Linked DNA regions of Homo sapiens: region 1 is linked to region 2. The links are chromatin loops, found by intact Hi-C in ENCODE. Cell type or tissue: mesothelial cell of epicardium. All regions are shown on one strand.

The links. Peaks named below come from ENCODE experiments on the same cell type or tissue, not always from the same donor. Only the 100,000 strongest peaks of a DNase experiment are listed, where the experiment ranks them.
Region 1: it touches region 2 in a loop (10-fold over the local background); 3 of 110 quality-filtered maps call a loop at or near these places.

The regions. Positions count from the first base shown.
Region 1 is chr11:130,775,568-130,779,567 of GRCh38, reverse strand. All of the region lies in intron 3 of LOC105369576 (a long non-coding RNA gene), which reads left to right. Among named protein-coding and RNA genes, the nearest start is that of LINC02551, 85 kb to the left of the region's middle. In mesothelial cell of epicardium, no CTCF peak of the experiment used is centred here; no DNase peak of the experiment used is centred here.
Region 2 is chr11:130,426,659-130,430,658 of GRCh38, reverse strand. ADAMTS8 (ADAM metallopeptidase with thrombospondin type 1 motif 8) reads left to right here and starts at 2,050. Exons shown (of 9, transcript NM_007037.6): 1 at 2,050-3,092. The coding sequence starts at 2,373. In mesothelial cell of epicardium, no CTCF peak of the experiment used is centred here; DNase peaks (open chromatin) are centred at 2,140, 2,748 and 2,754.

The DNA of each region.
Region 1 (4,000 bases), 350 kb before region 2:
GTGTGTGCATGTGTATGCATGCATGTGTGTGTGTCTGTATGTGTATTTGTGTGTGTGTATGCATCTGTGTATGTGTGCATAATGACAAGGAAGGGATCACAGATTTGGCTCTCAGCTCTCTAGCAGTCAACACCAACAGGGAAGAATCCTTCACACACATCACAATGTTTAGAAGATAAAAGTAAACCAGTTGTTCAGAAGAACAACTATTGCTGAATCTAAAGCCAAAACAAATTTATCTTGAGAGACCTCGCAGAGAGGATATGTATAAAGTAATGATATCCTCAGCAACAGTCTTAATGCGAACAAAATTATTTCAAAGGATGTTTCTCCCAATCATCTTTACTATCCAACCAAACGGTAAACTGAAGAGAGTCAGCATGGAGCAATTGTGGCAGAATTGGAAATTAAATACCACACGTTCAGATGCTCTTGATCTCATCTTCTTCACAAGTTCTCTCCCATCTAAGCAGTGGGGATGGGGAAAACATACAAACTGTCAATTAATGACATATTTTTTTAAATAACAGTTTTATTGAGATATAATTTACCTATCATACAACTGACCTATTGAAGAAGGCATACAACTCAATGGTTTTTCATATATTCAGAGTTGTGCAATCATCACCACAATCAATCTGAGAACATTTTTATCCCTGAAACAAGAAACCCATACCCATAGCTGTCACTGCCTCCACCTTCCCCTCCCCCATACCAAGGCAACCAATTGTCTACTTCCTGTCTCTATAAATTGCCTATTCTGGACATTTCATATAAATGGACTCACACAATATGTTTTCTGTATGTGTGACTGGCTTCTTTGACTTCCTGCTTTCAAAGTTTTTCAGGCTGTAGTATGTATCAATTCTTTATTCCTATTATTGCTAAATAATACTCTGTTGTGACAAAGGGCATTTTGGTCTCCTCTGGTTCCAACAGGCTCCCTGGGGTAACTGGGTCTTTCAGGCCAGGGTGCAGCTCTCCAGGTTTCCTCTTCGAGGCTTTGCACCTCCCAAGAAGGTGTTTAGGGATGTGGGAGTGGGGGTGGTATGGGACACCTCGCGGCCTCACAGTGCTTTTGGGTCAGTGCTGGCAGGTCTGATTCCGAGCTCCGGACTCTCTGGTCCCAAGGCACCCAGCTGCCTTTCATGGCAACCGTCTGCACTGCCCATCACCCATTCCGCTCAGAGAGCTCTCCATTTGAACAGCCTGCCTTAACCCCTGTGGCCACGGCTGATCCCTCGCTCCTGGCCCCTCTGAGCTCACTCACATGGTCCATTTTTGCACCCTGCTAACCCTGTGCCCCATGGCGTGCAGGGGGTCCCAGATCACCCCATGTCCCGCAGGAGTGAGGACCGCTCAGGAGCAATGCCGCCGTGCCGTCCCCTGCTAGCTCACAGCCATCCATGCAGCCGACCCCTGGGCTCTGATGAGGCCTGCGCAGCCCCCACCCTCTGTGCTTTGCACGCCTCCCTGGGAGGCACTAGCATCACTGTCCTCTGGGCTTCAGCCCCGTGGGAAGAAGGCAGGACTCGTGGGTCACAGGCCTCCTTTCTATTTCATTCCTCACTGGACCACAGAGTTGGGCCTTCTCTCCTCTCTTGGGGTTTGAGGACTTCCATTAGGATATGGATCCTGAAATCTCTCTAGACTTGACTTACAGTAAATTAAATATGCTTCTATAGACCAAACTTTTTCCATTCATTCGTTGGCAGAGATTTAGGTTGTCTCCATGTCTTGACTATTGCAAATAAGGCAACGAACATGGGACTGACGCTATCTCTCAAGATCCTCATTTTCTCTGCATGTACACCCAGTGGTGGGCTCTTACTCAGCGTTAAAAAGAAGGAGATCCTGCCATTGGCAACAACATGGAAGAACCTGGAGGACATTGTGCTAAGTGAAACAAGCCAGGCACAGAAAGACAAGCCCCACATGACTTCATGTACATGTGAAATCTTAAAAAGCCAAACTTATAGAAACAGAGAATAGAACGGTGGTTGCCAGGGCTGGAAGGAGGGGAAATGGGGAGATGTTGGTCAAGGAGTACAAAGTTTCAGTTACTGAAGATGAAGAAGTTCTGGAGACTCAGTGCACAGCATGGTGACTATAGTTAATAATACTGTATTATATACTTGGGATTTACCAAGAGGGTACATCTTACCTGCTCTCATCATAACAAACAAAAAAGAAAAGAAAAAAGACAAAAATGGTAACTGTGAGCTAAGGAATGTGTTAGTTTGATTGTTGTGATCATTTCAGTGTGTGTGTGTGTGTGTGTGCGTGTGTATAGAAATGAAGTTGTATACCTTAAAGATACACAATTTTATTTGTCAATTATACCTCAATAAAGCTAAAAATTTCAATATTTAGCCCCAGCAACCCTGGCTTTTGATATGTTATTGGTATTTTAACAAATTTAAGGAAAAATTTCTTTGGAGACTAATCTTTTTAGGAACTCAACAATCCTATTTTGGTAGTTAAATTGTGAATATTGACCCCTTTTTCTCCATTTTTCTGTTATAATAATAGAACTTCCTTCCCATCACCAGTTTGGATATAGATGCTGTAGCTGGCTAAACTGGGAGAAATTATGTACATGGAAATATGAAAAAGAAAAGCAAATATTATAATTTCTATCACAAACTTCCTAGAGGTAGGAAAGGGGCAAATCTGAAAAATGGAATCCTGAGGCTGTTTGTTCAGATGCACGAGGGTGAAAGATGAGTGAAAAATGACTGACAGTTTCTGATTTAGGTGAGTAGGTGGCTACCACAAACCAGGGTAGGAATAGAAGAGGGTTGGAGAAAAATACTGGTCTACACTGGGGCATGTAAGTATGAAGGTGCTTATGGTACATCCAGGTGGGGTGGAGGGCTTGGGCAGGTCTGGAGGCATAAACTCTTTTAAAGAAGATGGGCTGGAGATGAACATTTAGGGCCCCGTACCATTCAGGTGGTAAAGGAAAACTGGGAGTGGGGAATTAGAGATTTCCCTGGGGATTGGCTGCAGAAATGCCAAGGCTTTGGAGCTGCTTGGAGCCTACACAAAAGCCTCCTAAATGGCTTTGCTCTGGCATTAAGAAGGTGGTTTCATAGTTTGCAAATTAATCCCAGCCTACCTTGTACCCTCAACACACAGAGACATGGATATTCAACATGACCCCATTGCTTCTGAACTGCACCAATCCCTAAATTCAAGGTCCTGCACAGCATGATCTTAATGTGTTTTTGTGATCATATCTCTTCATTCTTCCCAATGCATACTCTGTGCTCCATCAAAGAATAGGGCTCTCTCATCTGGAAAACCCCATGTTCATGCCTTTGCTGTTGATATTTCTTCCTTCTGGAATGCATTCCACCCCAGGCTTTTCTCATTTAGAGACCCTGTTCAGATGCTACTTCTATGAATATTTCCCTGACCTTTAAACTTTTGCCAACATTTGTAAAGAACAAAATATGTGCAAAGCACTAGGCTAAGCACTGAGAAGGACACTGATGGGAATGAGTCTCAGTTTCTACCCTGTAATAGACCAAAACTCTATTATGAAGGAATCAATGCTTCTCAAAAGGTGGCTCACCCACTCCCTACATAAAAGGGTTCAGATTCCAAGGCCACACCCCAAACCCACTGCATGAGAATCTCCGTTTTGGAACTCAGAAATGTGCATTTTTGACAAGTTTCTCAGTGACCTTTATGCCACGGGGAGAATATTTTCCTTCCTTCCTGATATGGTAGTTGTTAAGAGACAGTTAAGACTAAGTGAGATACTGCTTTGAAAGCAGCAGGGCACCATTTCAAAGGCCTGTGGTGGGCCTCTCTTTACCAAAGTGTGTCATTCATTGCTGTCCTGTTCAAAAATCCTATACTTTGTGTCCTTGACTTTAAGCTCATTCCTGTCCCACCCTAGAAGAGGCACACCTGATTTTTAGGCGATTCCCACTGACTGTGCGATACAGAGGCGCATGCAAGCATCAGGTATTACTCATATCGTTACTGT
Region 2 (4,000 bases):
AGAAGGAAAACCCACAGGACCTAACTGCTACTGAAAATCAGGAGTTAGCTGGCACAGTAGCTCACACCTATAATCCCAGCACTTTGGGAGGTTGAGGCAGGCGGATCACCTGAGGTCAGGAGTTGGAGACCAGCCTGGCCAAAATGGTGAAACCCCATCTCTACTGAAAGTACAAAAGTTAGCCAGGTGTGGTGGTGCCTGCCTGCAGTCTCAGCTACTTGGGAGGCTGAGGCAGGAGAATCTCTTGAACCTGAGAGGGAGAAGTTGCTGTAAGCCAAGATCGCACCATTGCACTCCAGCCTGGGTGACAAAGTGAGACTGTGTCTCAAAAAGAGAAAATCAGGAGTTGTACTCTGGGAAACAGCAAATAAGGGGCTTCAAGGAGGTAAAAACCAGTCATTGAACTGTTACAATAGCCCTGAGGCAACACAGAGTTGTATTCATTGCTTGCCCAGGTCAGACTGTCCCAAGCACTGTACAGGATGTCCCAAGCACTGTACACTGTGCTAGGACGAAGTGTTTTGCTTGTTTTGAGAAAAGGGTTGAAGAGACCATTCTTTCCATTGTCCTTCCTCTAGAAGTGTTTCCCCAAAACATTCTAGACTCGTTATTCCTATCCTATAAATTATGCAGGAAAGGAGGTTCTGCACCATGCTAGGTTGGGAAGTTCATCCTTTCATCTAATTCACAGCTGTCCCTCTGTGTTTCTGAGAAAGCAAAGAGAGGGGGGATACTTAGAGGGAATTTGGCAGCACTTTCCCCTGGGCAAGAGCCTCCTCTTTGGAGGTAACAAGCCCTGAGAGTCTCAGATGCATGCTGAACCACCACACTGCAGGAAGGGGTCAGATGGGCTGAAAAGAATCAGCGATGACCTCGACTGTCAACATCCCCAGCATAAGCACAGAGCTGGGTACCTGGGGGCAGGTGAATTGGCAAAGGATTTAAAGGCCCTGATCCCAGCGGTTCCTAATGCATCACCCACATTGACAACTCAGAGAAAGGCACAGTTGGTGGATGAGTCTAGAGTTTGTAGGTAGAGAACAGGGCCCTCCACCCAATCCAGACCTGTGTCATTGAGACTGGGATGGGATGCAGTTTTGTGGTCTTGAGACCATGTCATCCCTCTCTTCCTGAATACTACCCCCTTCCCTAGGGGGCAGTGGTGACATGGGACAGAATAAATTCACCTCATACACATTTGTTCCTGGGGCTGTGGCAACGCAGTGAAAGGGCCTGCCACCTTACTTGAAGTCCCGGGCAACTAGCAGTATCCAGAAGAGAAGACCTTTTTCAGGGACTGGAGGTCTGTTTCCCTCTTGGGGAAATGCTAACTTCCAACCTCAGTGCTGGTAACTTACCACTGTGCTGGCCTCTGCCCCACCTGCCCTCTAACAGGACAGTGAGAGTCCCTCTTAGGGTTAACCAGGTGGGTTGTTTTTTGTTTTGTTTTTGTTTTCCCCATCTTCAGTTTGGAGTGAAAGTTAGGAAGGCTGTGCAGTAGTGATGAGAGGAGGGCATGATTTTAGCATGACCTTTTCCTCCTCTCCCTTTATGCTTTACAATGAAAAGCTCAGGAACCTTCTCCCCACACAGTCGGATCTCCGGAGGCATCTGCAGGGATCCCAACAGTGTCGGGCTCTGCAGTCGGACTCTGCAGGGATCCGAACAGGGTCGCTGAGACCAGTGCACGAGCCTCTTCGGAAGATGCATCCTGGACTCTTGGCCGCAGAGGAGAAAGCGGTTGGGGTCTCCCAGGGACTCTTTCTAAAGGGTCAGTCCAGCATGGTAGGGGTTAACGTGGGTCCACGCGTAGAGGGAAAGGAAAGAAGTTGTAGTTGACACTTCAGGGGGGCGGGTGGCGGACGGGTCTCGCTGCCTGATTGGTTTTGCATTTCATCCCAATTTTTTTTTCTCCACTCTCTCTCCCTCTTTTCAGTTTCTCTCTCTGATCCCAGGGGAGGGGAAACGGGAATAGTGAGAGATCAAAAATAAACCTCTTATGTCAAGCCGGGAAGGAAGTATAAATAAGAAGGGCTCGGCAGCCCACTCGGTGCTTCCCGGGGTGGGGAGGAGGCAGGAGGCGGCTGCGCGGGGCTGGCGCGGGCAGGGGCGGAGGACGGGCGCACGCGGGCCGGGGCCAGCTGCTCGCGCTCGGCTCGGGGGCGGCGGCGCGGGAGGAGCGGGCTGCGCCAGCCAGAGGGGCCGCCGGGGGAGCGCTCCCGCCGCCGGGCCCCGCGGGCCGAGTCGGCCTTGCACCCGATTGATTCCGCTTTTCCTGGAGAGAGCGGCCGGGCCGCGCTCGGGCCGCCAGCACCTGCCCGCGCCTGGCGGGCTTCTTCCCTCTCCTGCGCGCAGCCACCGCCGCAGCCCCCATGCTCCCCGCCCCCGCCGCCCCCCGGTGGCCTCCGCTCCTGCTGCTGCTGCTGCTGCTGCTGCCGCTGGCCCGCGGCGCCCCGGCCCGGCCCGCAGCCGGGGGGCAGGCCTCGGAGCTGGTGGTGCCCACGCGGTTGCCCGGCAGCGCGGGCGAGCTCGCGCTCCACCTGTCCGCCTTCGGCAAGGGCTTCGTGCTGCGCCTGGCGCCCGACGACAGCTTCCTAGCGCCCGAGTTCAAGATCGAGCGCCTCGGGGGCTCCGGCCGGGCGACCGGGGGCGAGCGGGGGCTGCGCGGCTGCTTCTTCTCCGGCACCGTGAATGGGGAGCCCGAGTCGCTGGCGGCGGTCAGCCTGTGCCGCGGGCTGAGCGGCTCCTTCCTGCTGGACGGCGAGGAGTTCACCATCCAGCCGCAGGGCGCGGGGGGCTCCCTGGCTCAGCCGCACCGCCTGCAGCGCTGGGGTCCCGCCGGAGCCCGCCCCCTCCCGCGAGGACCCGAGTGGGAGGTGGAGACGGGAGAGGGTCAGAGGCAGGAGAGAGGAGACCACCAGGAGGACAGCGAGGAGGAGAGCCAAGAAGAGGAGGCAGAAGGCGCTAGCGAGCCGCCACCGCCCCTGGGGGCCACGAGTAGGACCAAGCGGTTTGTGTCTGAGGCGCGCTTCGTGGAGACGCTGCTGGTGGCCGATGCGTCCATGGCTGCCTTCTACGGGGCCGACCTGCAGGTAGGACTGAGAGCCTCCTCCAGCCGCCGTGCCCGGAGGCCCCCCAGACGCCTCCCAGCGTCTCTAAAATCTCCCCTTCCAATCCCTCTGAGAAAAAAAAAAAAAAAAAAAAAAAGCCCTCCCCACTCATCTTCTCCAGCCTTACCCCAAACGAGATTCTCTCCTGTCTGAGAAAGAGCAGTAACTCTTTTCTGAACTTCTGCCACCCTGGATCCCTGCGCCCCCACCCCCAGGTCCCTTCCAGTTTAGAGTGGGGCTGCCGACGCCCATCCCTCTCATCCGAATCTCCCGCGGCACGTGGCGCACTGACCCGAAAGTGGGTATCAACGCATTCCCCGGCACCTGCCTCTCCCAGCAGAGATGAAAATTGAGCGTTTACGAATAGCTCCCACTCCCACCCCTCAGCCCTCTACTGCCTCCAGATCTGAGAGGCTCCCAGGGAAAGGCAGATGGGATGGAGAGAGATGGCTGTCTGATTCCCTTGGGTATGGAGGTCGCCATAAGCAAAAGACATTGTTTGAAAGGAGCTGAACCTGGAGAGGGGCTGCCCAACTTCTGTGCAGCCAGCTGGTTGTGATCAATGGGGCATGGACTACCTTGCCAACCTGGCGCTCAGCCCCGGCAGAACTTGGCAATGCCAGCAGCCAGCACAAGAGGGAGGGGCAGAGAACTTCTGCCTGGGGGCTCAGCCCAGGAGCTGAAGCTTTGGTGGAAACGCGAGGGGCGCAGGGGCTGGAACGAGCTCTTTGGGTGAATGTCTCTAGTAAAGCCAGACCCACACTTGGTCCACCCAGCTGCCCTTAGCCCAGACACAGCTCTTACCTAAACAGGGGAGAAAAACAGAGTCCAGGGGATGGCTACCTAACCAGACCATTTCTAACTAGATGCAAAGATGGTGCTGACTCAGC